Linked DNA regions of Homo sapiens: region 2 is linked to region 1. Evidence: chromatin loops called from intact Hi-C (ENCODE). Cell type or tissue: PC-9. All regions are shown on one strand. Links, peaks and the distances in the headings refer to the core of each region. The heading gives the core; the rest is flanking DNA. Region 1 has its middle 110 kb from the start of ASCL4. Region 2 has its middle 34 kb from the start of CRY1.

Region 1 (4,401 bases), core at 76-4,075:
TGGGGGAAACTCAAGTTATCATCTCCTAGAGTAGCCCAAGCTATGATTTGATTGAAAGAATCTGTCAGACTCCCAGCCTGTGTATTGAGAATCTAGTCCTGCCTTCAGCTTCTGGGCAGAGGATCCCGTGTCCCTAAGTGCTCCCACTGTGCCTGGCATTGAGTTGGCCTCAGATCATACTTGCAGCATTAATTACTTCATTCCCTGGATGTTGCTCTCTTATATTTGTCTTTTGTAGAAAGCTGAGAAGTGAGAAAGGAATAACACTGGACTCACTTCCACAAGATGCTTCTCTTGCTCCAGCTGCTTCTGAAATGAGCTGAGATGTGGAGTGGGACCCACCTATAAGGGGCTTTTTTATAGAAAGTCCTCCCTCCCACTTTATCCACATCCTGCCCCTTCTCTTTAACTCAATCAGTTATTGATTTAAATCTGGAATCAATGAGTTTTTTACTGAAGATATAGAGAAGCACCACGTGCAAAGGACAGCAATTTATCCTGCAAGTGGTTGTATTTTGATTAATATAGACATACCCTTTTTTCTGGATTAGCTTTTGAATATCATGTTTGCATATGACAAAATTTGGAATTTGGCCAGAAAACTTTCAAAGCCAAATATGAGGCATCACTATTAGCCCTTATGCAATGAATGGAGCTAGTTTCAAGTACTTTTTACTCACAAAGTAAAACCACCTCATATTTATTTAATTTATTTATTTTGTTAATTAGAGACAGAAATCTCACTATGCTGCCCAAGCTGGTCTCCAAATCCTGACCTCAAGTGATCCTCTTGCCTTGGCCTCCCAAAGTACTGGGATTACAGGCATGAGCTACTATGCCCAGCCTTCATATTTATTTTAGACCAAGGAAATTAATTCAACCTAATCTTAAGTCTTTCCTAAAGTCACCCTCACTAGACCATGGTTTCTTCAAATGGGCTTTTTCTTTATGCTTCTTATTTATTTATTTATTTATTTATTTATTTTTTGAGATGGAGTCTCACTCTGTCGCCCAGGCTGGAGAGCAATGGCGTGATCTCGGCTCACTGCAACATCCGCTTCCTTGGTTCAAGCAATTCCCCTGCCTCAGCCTCCTGAGTAGCTGGGACTACAGACACCCACCACCATGCCCGGCCAATTTTTGTATTTTTAGTAAAGACGGGGTTTCACCATGTTGGCCAGGCTGGTCTCGAACTCCTGACCTCATGATCCGCCCGCCTCAGCCTCCCAAAGTGCTGGGATTAAGATCTGTGTTTAGAAGTTTGATTTTAAAACAAACAGGAATAATAGCCCCAGATAATCAGGCTTTTCAAGTTTCTGGCGTTTTTTTTTCCTTTCCCTTTGTTAGTAACCATGTCAAAAGTAAAAGATATTTTTATAATCTTACTATTTTCCTTATATCACAAACTACATGAAATGAGATGGCTCTCTTTATTAAAATATAATTCAATAAAAGGTTTCCCTGTGGTTTTAGATCATTCAGTGGTGGGAGAGTTGAGAATGGGAGAATGAAAAACTGGGACTCAAGGGGCTGGGCTGGGGAAGAAATTAGATTATATATTTCACTGCTTGGATCTGGCCTGAGGGTGAGATGTCACAGCCTGGGCTGCTATCTGGATGCTGGGAGGGTCTCAGGGAGTGTTTCTGACCGGGGCATCTTTGTCCAGAGGAGAAGTTGACAAATGCCCACCCACAGGGCTTTTCTGTTGAACTGCATGGAGCAAAAGGAGCTCCTTGGTGTTCATCCAGTTTGCCATGTGGGGAACCCAGCAATGAGGGGATTTGAGGGAGCCTTTCTCGGGCAGTTTGTTCTAACAACCAGAAGATGGCGCCCGAGATTGAGGTCCGGTGCCCGGTCTGCCCTCAAGGAATATTCAATATAGACCATATTCTGGGCCATAAAACACACCTTCACATATTGAAAAGAATATAAATCATACAAAGGATGATTTCAGATCACAATAGATCAGAATAGCCATCTCTAGCAGAAAGACAGAAAATTTCAAAAATATTAAACAACACTCTTCTCTGAAAATGTTTAGAGATTTAGTAACACATGGGTCAAAGAAGTCGCAAGAGAAATTAAAGAATATTTGAGGCAGGATGTGGTGGCTGGCACCTATAACCTCAACTACTAGGGAGGCTGAGGTGGGAGAATAGCTTGACACTGGGAGTTCCAGACCAGCCTGGGCAACATAGTGAGACCCTGTCTCTAAAAAAAATTAATTAATTAATTAATAATAAATTTTATTTTTAAAACTTGGGTTTTACCAAAAATTTCACTTTTGCTTGGCTTCTTCCTTTTCCTCCTGCTCCTACCTTTCCCTCCACTAGTTTTTCTGAAACTTCATGAATTCTGGAGTCAGAGTCTGGGAAACTTACCTATGCCAGTCAGGACAGGTATACATATACTGGGATCTTCCTGATTCTGCTGAAAGTGTACTTTTCAGTCATAGAATATTGCATATATCCCCAGCACATTCACGTGGCTGGGAGGCAGGGCCTTTTCTAAGTCAGCTCACAATGCTGACACCTCAGACCCTTGACCATCTTCAATGATTCTTAAAAATGGGATATAAGGCCAGGAGCAGTGGCTCACACCTGTAATCCCAACATTTGGGGAGGTCAAGGTGGGCAGATTGCTTGAACCCAGGAGTTTGAGACCAGCGTGGGGAACATGGTGAAACCCCATTTCTATTTAAAAAAAAAAAAAGGAGAAATTAGCTGGGCATGATGGTGCACACCTGTAGTCCCAGCTGGGGCTAGAGGGAGGCGGAGGTGGAAGGATCACCTGCACCTGGGGAGGTCAAGGCTGCAGTTAGCTGACATCACACCACTGCACTCCAGCCTGGGTGACAGAGTGAGGCTCTTAAAAAAAAAGTATGTAAAGGTTGCCAATGGTTTAAAATGCAAAGAACACTTGAAAAGCCAGCACTAGTTTCAGTAGATCCCTCCTGCAGGGAACTGACTTGTGATAAGAGCATGACTGCCTGGCCCCCAGCATGCATCTCCAGAGTGACCAGAGCTGTGCCAGCCAGAGGAGCACAGCACTGAGGACCCCACAGGGATAACGGAAGGAGGAAGGATCGGCTGATCAGAGTCAGGTATTACCAGGAGTGCACTCGAGACAAAGCAGTACATTCTACAGTGGGGGAATTACCATTGTTAATGTAGACAATCTCATGTCCAAGACAATGTTAGCTACACGGAGCTGTGGTGGTGGAAAGTTGTTCAGTGCTGGATAAGACACAGGTATTTATCCACATTTGTTTTGTTCAAATACACACACAAACCCCTGCCCACCCCCCCACCCACACATTGCACTATGAATAAAAAGTGTTGCACCCCTATTATTTAGAAACTCACATAATCCATTTGGTTACAGCCAAATATTTATTTAACTTATAAACTCCATAATACATAAAGCCGAACTTACAGAAATAAAAGGTAAAGCATTTGGAAATTAAGAATACAAAACATATCATTAGGAAACAAAATATAAACACAAAACTCAACACGTTTGATGGTGACAATAATCAATATTTAAAACTCAGCTTCTATTCTAATGAATCTATGAAGTTAACTACATCATGGAATGGTCTATATTTTTCTGCTATGATTTTGTAAAATATGTATACCCAACAGAAACTTCCTAGGTCTACCCACCAAGTAATTTAATTTCCCGATCCTGTTTCTATGCAGTGGGGGTTTATTTGCCCTCCCCAGGATGGACTAGAGGATGGGCAGTGCCTGGATTTATCACAGGACAGACACTCAGGATACCCTGCTCTGGGAGAGTGGAAGGAGCAAAATATGGGCGCAGTGGCTCTTCAGGAAAAACTTTCGTGAATGTATAGATGTGGGATCCATCTCCAAGGTGGTAAAAGGAGATGTCTCCCATGCCTCTATCCAAAAATATCCCCACTCGCTCTAAATTGGGGTTCACCCAGAGGGGTGTTGGAGGGCTTGTGTTAGCAAAGTGGAAGCCCCCAGCCATCAAACTCACAATCCAGAATCCATCCTCTGTGGTCATTTGGATGTTCCCTTTGCGGTTGGCAGATTCTCTGCAGACTCCCAGATTCCATTATTTGCTTGTTCCTAGGTCCACCTCCCAGTAGTGGCGGCCAGAGGTGAAACCAGGGGAGCCCAGGACAGCACCTGCGAAGTTGAATCTCTCAGCACTGTTTGGCCGATTCTGATGGATCCTCCCACATCGGACGCTCCTGAGGTCTTCAGAAATGAGGAGGAGGTTGTGAGCCATGTCAACATCCAAGGTCACCTCCACTGCGAAAACAAAAACAAGTAGCTCAGCAAATGCACAGAAGCCAAGCCCATTTCACTCCTCTACTGCAAAGTCCCAAATATCTCATTGACTTTGGTTTCTGTCAATCTGCTTTTTTTC
Region 2 (4,401 bases), core at 238-4,237, 760 kb after region 1:
ACTGAGGAATTTTCCAATAAAATTTAATACTTCCTTTACTAGCTAATTTATTTGATTGGCTTTTTTTTGTTTTAAAAATAAGTGAATTTTATTCAAATGGAATTACCTAGGTCTGCGAACTATTTTCTAGGTCCACACAGAAAACCAACACCACACACTCACATTTTGTTATTAAACTAAAATTATATATAGGAAAACTATAACAACCAAAACAAGGCTCCCCTTAATCCCAGAACCCAAAGAGAACCATGAGTAATGTCTTATAGTATTTTTTCTGCATGTCTATATGTAGATGCAAATAAAATTGGGATTGAATCTGTGACTTTTAAAAATAGATATAAAAAAAGTTCTGACATCATTTGAAAATCAAAAAGATTGCTGAGAAGTGAATAACAGGAAAATTAGAAACCTAAAATTTAACAATACTCGAAACTCAGGTGGGCATTTGACTGATATTCTGGAGTAGAGTACAATTTCAGAAAACAAACATAATTTGTAATTTAAAAGATATGCTCTTCTTTTCAGAGGGTTTTTTCTATCAAGTATATTTGTAGACTTTGCAATTATCATTATTTTGTTTATTTATTTATTTATTTATTTATTTATTTATTTTTGAGATGGAGTTTCGCTCTTCTTGCCCAGGCTGGAGTGCAATGGCGCGATCTTGGCTCACTGCAACCTCCGCCTTCCAGGTTCAAGCAATTCTCCTGCCTCAGCCTCTCAAGTAGCTGAGATTTCAGGCATGCACCACCATGCCTGGCTAATTTTGTATTTTTAGGAGAGGCAGGATTTCTCCATGTTGGTCAGGCTGGTCTCCAACTCCTGACCTCAAGCGATCCACCCACCTTGGCCTCCCAAAATGCTGGGATTACAGGCGTCAGCCACCACGACCGGCCTTTTATTTTATTTTATTTTATTTATTTATTTATTTATTTGCTTCTAATCTCAACAACAGCATGAGACCATATAATTATGTCCTGTACGTCTTTTTCAGTGTTCCTGTTATTGGAAAGAGACTGAAAGCACTCCCCCAAATGCAACCATGAAGATCTTCATTAAACAGTCAGGAAAGCTAAGTGATTGAATATGCTGTGCAGCCCTGAGAATGAAGGGATTATATTGTCAAGTGAGACTAAAAGCTTGTAATTAAAGCTGACTGAATTCAAAAAGACACTACAGAGACCTTCTGTGTACCAATAACTTTGAAATGAGTCTGTGATTTGCTATTTTAAGGTTCAAGGACTTTGTCTCTATCCACGTGGCCATGATATCTATGGGATCTCCTGTGGGATTAAGATAATATATTTTATTATATGGCTTATAACTATATCATGTGGCTTGGAGCTGAACACTTCATGTTGTCGTGTGAAACTTGGCCAAGTTCCCTGTACCATCTACACAAGACACAGGCACAACAATCAAAACCCAAAGGTGGCTTTGCTTCAGAAATGAAATTTGGCAGACTGGAGTTCATTGTGTTAGCATAGTTCTGATTCACAGGTAGAGAATTTTTTAATCTGAGAAAGAATTGAGATGCAATGGGTTTTGCTGAATATTCCAACAAAGAAAAATAAGGGCCAACAGGAATCGATTGCTTATTCTATGTCAGACACCTGCATGGATTAACTCATTTAATCCTGACAGTAATCCTGTGAGGCAAGTACTGTCACACTCCCCATTGTACAAACGAGAAAACTGAAGCAGAGCTAATAAATGGCAGAGTGAGGAATAGGCCCCCAGGAAGGCTAGCCCAGAGCCTATGTGTTTAATGGGACACTCGGGACACCCTCCCTTCACTCTTTTAATTAAAATAACAAAGATTCAGCTCTCCTCCTGGTTCTTGGTCTGCTTAACTCAGTCGTCTTTCAGAATTCCCTAGAAACCTTGCTTCCCTGGAGGACTTCCGTGATTTCTTAGGCTATATTTGGCTATTTTTTTAACTTGTCCTCCTAGTACCATGCTTCAACTAACAAAACCCAAATTATAATTTTTGGAAGTTACTCATTGAATTAACTGTCCTCCCCAGTAGAATTCTTCAAGAGGGCAGGGGCTGTATCTGTTTCGCTCACCATTGTAGTCTCAATACCAGGCACAGAATAGACACATGATAAATCTTTATTGCATGGATAAATAAATAAGCACATCATATCTGTGTGCTTATGGGAGATGGTAAAGAAAATGTGTCCTGTGTAATAGGAAGCATGACACAATATGGAAAAACATTGTGTTATGGAAACAATTAACTGAAAATCAGGCAGCAGGCCCAACAACAGAGATCAGATATGACATCTGCTGGTGGTTCTGTGTATGGAGGAGAGGCTGATTCTCAAATAAAAAACTCATGACATGGCCCCATCTTTTGCTGCTAGCACCTATTCATTCATCCAGACCGTCAGCCTGGATTTATTGGTTTCCCCTCAGAAGGGTATGACATAAGATAAAAACAATCATTATCAGCCTGGCATGTTCCCGCTACAACCCCTTAAAAGAGGAAGTGGAGGAAGAGTTCAGTTACACTGACATAAAAGCTAGCTTCAATCTGTCCAGGATTTTTGTTCTTCATCTCACTTTACAAAAAGAAGCAAGACAATCTCCAAAGACTGTTAATTTAGTATAAACAGTATCTCTTTTTTATTATGGACTTCTAGTGAGTATAGCTTATCTTTACTAATTTGATCTTGTTCATTCAATTTGGAACGCTGGACTTGTATTCTAATTGTAGTTCAGTTTTATTATTCACTTAACACATTTTTTTTTAAATCACAGCCTTATTATGTGCAACTGTGCTAATAGCTGGGACACAGGAGTGAACAAAAATGCAACCCCACCTCACAGTGTAGTCTAGTAGACAATACAGATGTGTGAATAGACAATTGCAAAAATGGTAGGGACCTATGGCTCCTGCATGAAATTCAGGGAGTTTAAAAAAAAATCCTTAACTGGCAAACAAAACTGGGTATGTATGTTTATGTGCATTTTTCACTATTTTAGCAGATATTTAATCATCTTCAATCAAATGGTTCAGGTGAGACAAAACTACATGTAAAAGTCACAAGCACATATAACCAAAGCGTACACAAATCATCCAGCCCAGCTATTTTGAGCTAGATGTACCATGTAATTGGGGCCAGGCAGGGGCAGCTCTGAACCAGTTACTGAAAGATCTAGTTTAGAAATTCTGTGTACATACTATTCAGAGAACAAAAAGGCAGGTGTTGTAGACTGCATTTTTGTTCTCTATCATTCTCTTCTCCCCGCCTGTGATATGATAATAACGCCACACCTCCCTGACATCAGGGTTGGCCATGTGCATAGAAGTGTTGTATGCCTCATACAGGAAGAAGCTTTCAGAGCCTTTCAGTAGTTCTTCATTATTCTTTGCCTTCTGACACAAAGCAGACCTGCCTCAGGTATGGGCTACTCCTCTAGCGTAGGTTCCAGAATGAAGAAAACAGAGCAGAGTTGGCCAGAGAATAACATGTAATATGCACAAGTAATAAATCTTCATGGTTGTAAGCCATTGAGATTTGGGGGTTGTTTATTATTACATATAACCTAGCAAAGGTAAAGTAGATCAGTAGGTTTCAGAGTCACCAAATGAGATTCAGAGAGGCTTCAGGGGAGGTGCAGTATACACATGGAATAAACACAAGTTCCTATAGCAAGCCAATAAATTAAACAAGGGAAGTTTATGGTCAAGTGAACAAAGAAGTCAGTGAGATTTGAAATATGATTTAAATAACCATGAACAAGCTGGATGTAATCTCTATTTATAGTGCATTAAACCCAAGAACAGAAAAATATGCATTGTTTTCTTTTTCTTTTTATATATATTTTTTCATAGATGGAGTCTCACTATGTTGACCAGCTGGCCTTGAACTACTGGACTCAAGCAGTCCTCTCACTTCAGCCTCCTGAGTAGCTGCAACTTCTGGTGCATGCCGCCACGCCTGGCTCATTCTTTTCAATTTCCATGGAATAATTTATGAAAAATGACTAACCATGGTACTAACCATGAAAGAGTCTCAGCAAAAAAATTGATAACCACGATCTCTGCCTATAATGCAATTAATTTAGAAATCCATTTTTAAAACAGAAATAATCATACATTTAGAAATATAAGAACACATCTAAATAGCTCATAAAACAAAGAAATCATAATAAGAACTAGCAAGTATTTAGAAGTGAACAACACTACTACTTGTCAGAATTAGTGAGATACAGCTATGGGAGTATTTGGAGGGACATTTATGGTATCTTAAATGCATATACTATAAAAGAATAAAGGCTAAAAATTAATTAGCTAGGAATCCAGCTTTAGAAGTTAGAAAAAGAACAAAATAAACCCAAAGAGAGAAAAAATATAAGAGCAGAAAATCATAGAGAACAAATACACCACGG

The links. Hi-C counts contacts between places; a loop is a spot of excess contacts. Peaks named below come from ENCODE experiments on the same cell type or tissue, not always from the same donor. Only the 100,000 strongest peaks of a DNase experiment are listed, where the experiment ranks them.
Region 2: it touches region 1 in a loop (23-fold over the local background); 9 of 110 quality-filtered maps call a loop at or near these places.

What each region holds. Positions count from the first base shown.
Region 1 is chr12:107,882,694-107,887,094 of GRCh38, reverse strand. No RefSeq gene overlaps it. Among named protein-coding and RNA genes, the nearest start is that of ASCL4, 110 kb to the right of the region's middle. In PC-9, for the core only: CTCF peaks have their summits at 1,601 and 1,800 (motif pointing right); no DNase peak of the experiment used is centred there; H3K27me3 peaks cover 1,084 bases.
Region 2 is chr12:107,124,940-107,129,340 of GRCh38, reverse strand. No RefSeq gene overlaps it. Among named protein-coding and RNA genes, the nearest start is that of CRY1, 34 kb to the right of the region's middle. In PC-9, for the core only: a CTCF peak has its summit at 2,283; no DNase peak of the experiment used is centred there.